2 separate regions of the Homo sapiens genome follow, and region 2 is linked to region 1. Evidence: chromatin loops called from intact Hi-C (ENCODE). Cell type or tissue: heart right ventricle. All regions are shown on one strand. Each heading gives the region's core, and the rest is flanking DNA. Links, peaks and the distances in the headings are about the cores only. Region 1 overlaps CACHD1 (cache domain containing 1). Region 2 holds the start of LOC124904195 (a long non-coding RNA gene).

Region 1 (2,927 bases), core at 428-2,927:
GGAGAAAGCTAAAATGGGGAATGAAAGAACATTCAAAAAGCTATTTACAGGAAGTAGGTTTTTTATTTAGAATAGGCATTTATGTCAGTCATTAAGTATGTAATTAATTTTTAAAATGTACTGGGTTAAATTAAAAATCCTAAACTGAGTCTCAAAAACTCTATTGCAGAAAGCAATTATCTGGTGGAAAAGAGTAGTTTAAAACATGAATATGTTAATAGAATGGTGTGTTCAAAGCAAGGGAAGTCATTATTACCCTGTTCAGACCCCATACCATTTTGAGAAGCACTGTTTTTAAAGGAGACATTGACAAATGAGACTGCCAAGTAAGGTTGTCATAGGAAAGTCTGACTTATTCTGTGTATCTTCTATTATTTATGCAATGATTTCTGGAGTCTTCAGCACACAATGCCAGGATACTCAGGTAGATACTTCTCAAAAGGCAAATTCGAATAATTTATTGGCCCAAGTTATCCCCAAATGGAATTAGAGCATTCCTGGGTATTGGGGCTGTCAGGACTCCAAGCCTATGTTACTGCTTATGTTCTAGAGGTGGGTGTCTTCCAGACAGTTAGAAATTCATGTAGACCTCTAAAAACCCATTGAGTGCTATGATTCTCAGAACTAAGCTAATCCTCACCAAGCATATATACAGGGTGAATGGCATGAAACAAGCTTGAGGTGAAATAATTTGCCTAGTGTATCTGACACACATGCAGAAAAATGATTACATGCAACTCTACAATACCACTTTGGAATCTTTGATTTTCTAATATGATAAACAAAATTGGCAATTCAAGAAACTTGCTATCACATTTTCTTGTTATGGAATGAAGAAAAGGGATACTTGTTTTAGTTGGATTATTTAAATATTCTAGAAGCAGAAATTTGCCTGTTAGGTTTGATTTTTAAATAATTTTATTATTATAAAAGGAAAAAGGTTCATCACCCAAAGAAAGGGGAATGCACAATTTGTGGTTAACTAGGTTTGCATGTGAATAAATTTTAAACTATTCCTTCCCTGAAAATTGTCTTTTATTGCTTCTTGAAGTATTCATTTTCCTGGTATATTGTTATGTGTTAAGAAAAAACAGATTTTAATAACAGTTATAAAAGTTACATTTGTATAAGCACAGATAAAAGAATTCATAATATATACACAGCTGTTCAATGGGAGATATCTCTGATTATGAATAATTTTTATTTTCTAAATTTTTAACAGTGACTATATATTTTTTAACAGTGACTTTTGTAATCAGAAACATTTTATTTTAAGCTATTTTTCGTAGGTAGTTGAAGAGTTGTTTTCACCAAGGTAGGGCTGAGTCTTTGCATTGCTGTCTGTCATTTCTGATACCTTGATTGTTCTGTAGGGGGATTTGACGAACCTTGTGCATGGCAGCCACTGTTCCAAATACAGATTAGCAAGGATCCCAGGAACCAACGCGTTTGTTGGCATTGTCAACGAAACCTGCGACTCTCTTGCCTTCTGTGCCTGCAGCATGGTGGACCGACTCTGTCTCAACTGTCACCGGTAAAAATGCAATGGGTCATATTCTGTGTTCACCACACTGTTTAATATTTCAACTGATGTCAGGCATTTTGAAGTGCAAAATAAACAGAAAGTGCTGGTGTGTGTCCTGAAGAAAAGTCACAGTTACAAAGCCACTTAGAGCTGTGCCGTTTGCAGCATCCTTGTCCAAAGAACAATGGATTAAGGCCATTTATGTATTTAACCTTTGGCTGTAACTTCTTTTTTACTATTCTTTTAAACTAGCTCAGAGCTTCATTATTTTGCTTCCCCAGCACATGTACAACTTACAGTTTGCCATTGACCTTCTGCATAGTAACTTTCTTTTTGCTTTTCAGAATGGAACAAAATGAATGTGAATGTCCTTGTGAGTGCCCTCTAGAGGTCAATGAGTGCACTGGCAACCTCACCAATGCAGAGAACCGGTAAAATAATTAATAATAATAATAATAATAATAATAATAATAATAATAATAATAATACATATGTAATACTGTGAGTCTCTTATAGATTTGTTTTGAGTTAGGGCGTATAAAGATGATTCATTCTAATGATAGAACTAACTGTTCAGTGAGCCAGAATTCAAGCTCCGTAGTGCCATAAAATGATGCCTGTTTCAAGGTTTAAATTTAACTGCTGTAAAAGTATTAAGAGTGTATGTGCTACATACAAAAAAATGTGAGAATGTTTCAAGCATTTACTAAGTGTCTACCATGTGTTGAGTACGTTATGCACATTAAGTCACTTAGTGTTCTAATTAACCCTGTGATAAATATGCAAGTGTTTTTTACACACGTATGATGTGTTCTACAGCATTATTTATATCAGTGACAGATTTTAACACCAGGAAAATAAATTGTAATAAACCCCTTCTCTAGAAATTAAGAGTGTCATGTGTGTTTGTATTGTGTGTGTATAATTGTTTGTTGAGACATGGTCTCACTCTGTTGCTCAGGATGGAGTGCAGTGGCGCGATCATGGCTCACTGCAACCTCTACCTCCAAAGCTCAAGCAATCCTCCCACCTTTCTACCTCCCTCGTAGCTGGGACTGCAGGCATGTGATTCCCAAGCCTGTCTAAATTTTGTTGCTGTAGTAGTACTTTTCGTAGAGATGAGGTTTCATCATGTTGCCTAGGTTATTTGTATTACTTCTACTGTATATAAAGATAAGTAAATTGAAGCTCAGAGTTGTTAAGTGATTGATACAAGGTTACACACTAAGTGGCAAAGCCAGGATTCAAACCCAAATCTGTCTGACTGCTGTTAAGGACCAGGAGCATGAGTTTGGAATGTGGGCGGTGGTCGTCTTAACCTCCAGACTTACCTCCTGCACAGAAACCCCAGCTGCGAGGTCCACCAGGAGCCGGTGACATACACAGCTATTGACCCTGGCCT
Region 2 (2,927 bases), core at 274-2,773, 120 kb before region 1:
TTATAGTAAAGTTGTTTGTAGGATACTTATTTACTTATAATAAATTACCGTGGTTTAATCTTGAAGTGCAGCATTTCCTGTTTATAGACATTGAGTTTTTAAAGATTGAGTTTCTGCAGGTTAAATATAGAGGATATAAATAGTCATGTATATGTATGTTCTTTTTCTTAGCTTTAGATATTTTTAAAAGCTGATGGCCTGAGTATTTATTTATTGTAGTAAATAGGATGTAGTTTGCTGTGCTAAGTCTTATCTTCATAATTCCTGTCTTATTTTTATTTCAGCAAACTAGAAAGTTCTTTATGGTCGTGAAATTTAAGAGATTTTTTGTGGGCGAAGATTTCTGAACGAAGCATGTTCAAGGAAACTTTCTGGGAGACCAGAGGCCATTTGATAACATTTTAAAGAAACTGATCCAGGGATATCAGTTTTGCCACTTTCCTTCAAGTAACAGATACAAGTTCTTACTTAGGCTGTTGTCAAATGTGAAAGTTTTTTCCCCCCACCCCCTTTGCACTGATGTCATTTTTTATTTATCTAGCTAGGAACAAGTTTAGAAGCCTTTAACAATAATTTTAGAAATTATACCTGCTGACTGAGCACTTATGGAACATCAGGGCTAGGCAACTTCCATGTATATCACATTGATTTTTACCAAATAACCTTGAAGGAAAGATATCTTATTACAGATGAGGAAATTGGGGCTCCAAGAGGTAAAATAAGTTATTTGTAGTTGATGGATATCAAGCAGGACAGCTAGCTTTTGAAATAAATATGACAGAAAGTTTTATTATTTGTACTTTTATTTTGTTTTGTTTTTTTTTTTTTTTTGAGACAGGATCTTGCTCTGTCGCCCATGCTGGAGTGCAGTGGTGGGATCATAGCTCACTGCATCCTTTATCTTCCAGGCTTGATCAAGTGATCCTCCCATCTCAGCCTCTCAAGTAACTTGGACTACAGGCACATGCCCACATGCCCGGCTGATTTTTTGTTGTTGTTTTTAGTAAAGATGAGGTCTTGCCATGTTGCCCAGGCTGGTCTCAAACTCCTCAGCGCAAACAATCCTCCTGCCATGGCCTTCCAAAGTGCTGGGATTACAGGCATGGGCCACTGTGCCCAGCCTATTATCTGTATTTTTAATTTAACATAGTTTATTTTTAAAATACATGTTTTCATCAGATACAGGAGTCTCTGCTAAACTGTCTTTATCTGAATAATTCAAGTGCAAGGGAATTATCGTACAATCTATTCTGTGTGTCTTATTACTGATTGTCAAAAAGTTCTTTTTTATTTGAACCAGAAGGGTACTGACTTTTAAATTCCTCCAGTCTCTCCACTCCATCCTCTGGAAGAACACTTAACAAATAGATCTGTGTCTGTTGTTTATCCCAAAAATGAGGACAGTTGTGTCGTTGTTATTATCATTTAGCCTAAATTTTAGTATAAACAGGTCTTAAATAATTTCTTCTTCTGTGACATGATTTCCAGATCCTTTCAGTACTGTGGTCATTATTACAACAACATAACAATAAAAGCTCATATTTACGCATTTATTGAAAAATTTGCTATCACTTCATTATGATGGTTCTCCCATGGGTTGAATTGAACACGGGATTTCTCATTCTACAATGAGAACACAGACACTTCAGTACCTTCTTGACTTAAATAACTGCTTAGACATTCTAGACTCTGTGGTCCTGGACAGTACCCAGAATGAAATCTTTAGGGACATGTTTACCTCGTATGTTTCCTATTCTGTAAAATATCCGCCATCACAATCACTCACACTTCTATGTCCTTTGAACTTCAGAACAACTCCATGAGGTAGGTGGCAGTATTGTTATTAGCAATGTTCAGAAAGGCCACGGATCCCAGCTAGTAGGTAATTAAGCTGGCTTTTAAAACAGTTGTGAAATTTATCAAATATATGGAGACGTGTAAAACATACATATAAATAAATATATTAAAATGAACATCTTAACTTACTACCCAGCTAAAGAAATGAAGCATTACCAAACTTAGAAGGCCCTTGTATGACCTTCCAAAGAGAATATCTTCCTCTCTCCCTCTCAGAGGTAGCCTTATCCTAATTTTTTGTTAGCAATTCCCTTGCATTTTTTTGTTTTGATTTGTTTTATATGTACTTATCCCCAAATTAATTTTGTGTTTGGCTATTTTTGTTCTTTATATAAATTTTAAGCATATGTTTATATTCACATATCTTGCTAGTTTCACTCAGCTTCATATTCATTAGAAGCACCCATGTTGACATCTGTAATTAAGGGTCATTTATTTCCATTTCTGTGGTATTCCATTATATGCAATTTATGTATCCATTTTATAGCTGACATTGTTTGGGCTGTTTCTAATTTTGTTGTTGTTTTGTTTTTTAAGAGACAGGTTCTCGCTCTGTTGCCCAGGCTGGAGTGCAGTGGCACGATCATTGCCCATTGCAGCCTCAAACTCCTGAGCTCAAGCAATCCTCCTGCCTCAGCCTCCCGAGTAGTTGGGACTACATGTACACCACTAAATCTGGCTAATTTTTAAAATTTTATTCTAATGTTTTGATTTTTGTTCATACCTCCGTACATAGTACAGAAGGAATAATTCCCTTAATTGCAGGAATTTTATTATCCTTGGCCTCCTGCCAACTTAATGATGGTAGAACTGTGTGTTGTATGTGTGTCTCCACACACCACTGCCCTAAATAGTGGGGCAGGTGACACTATTCAGCTCAGGTGGAGAATCACTTCTCTAGAGTAGAAGTGCTGGGTGTCAGTGTTCAACATGACTGAATAATGCCAGACTGCTTCCACAGTGGCTGTCATGGGTCACTTGCTTATCTGCATCTCCTTTAATATCTGATATTGTCTGATTTTTAATCCTTTGCCAAATGTGGGGTGTCTGAAATGGTATCAGGCGAGTTT

The links. A loop is a pair of places that touch in the nucleus more often than their neighbours do. Peaks named below come from ENCODE experiments on the same cell type or tissue, not always from the same donor. Only the 100,000 strongest peaks of a DNase experiment are listed, where the experiment ranks them.
Region 2: a loop joins it to region 1, with 2.3 times the contacts of the local background. A loop is called at or near these places in 7 of 110 quality-filtered maps.

What each region holds. Positions count from the first base shown.
Region 1 is chr1:64,674,028-64,676,954 of GRCh38, forward strand. It overlaps CACHD1 (cache domain containing 1), which reads left to right. Exons shown (of 27, transcript NM_020925.4): 20 at 1,374-1,534; 21 at 1,870-1,956; 22 at 2,868-2,927. Among named protein-coding and RNA genes, the nearest start is that of RAVER2, 70 kb to the right of the region's middle. In heart right ventricle, for the core only: CTCF peaks have their summits at 1,922 (motif pointing left) and 2,129; no DNase peak of the experiment used is centred there.
Region 2 is chr1:64,551,657-64,554,583 of GRCh38, forward strand. All of the region lies in intron 2 of CACHD1 (cache domain containing 1), which reads left to right. It overlaps LOC124904195 (a long non-coding RNA gene), which reads left to right and starts at 1,098. Exons shown (of 2, transcript XR_007066150.1): 1 at 1,098-2,927. In heart right ventricle, for the core only: a CTCF peak has its summit at 1,819; no DNase peak of the experiment used is centred there.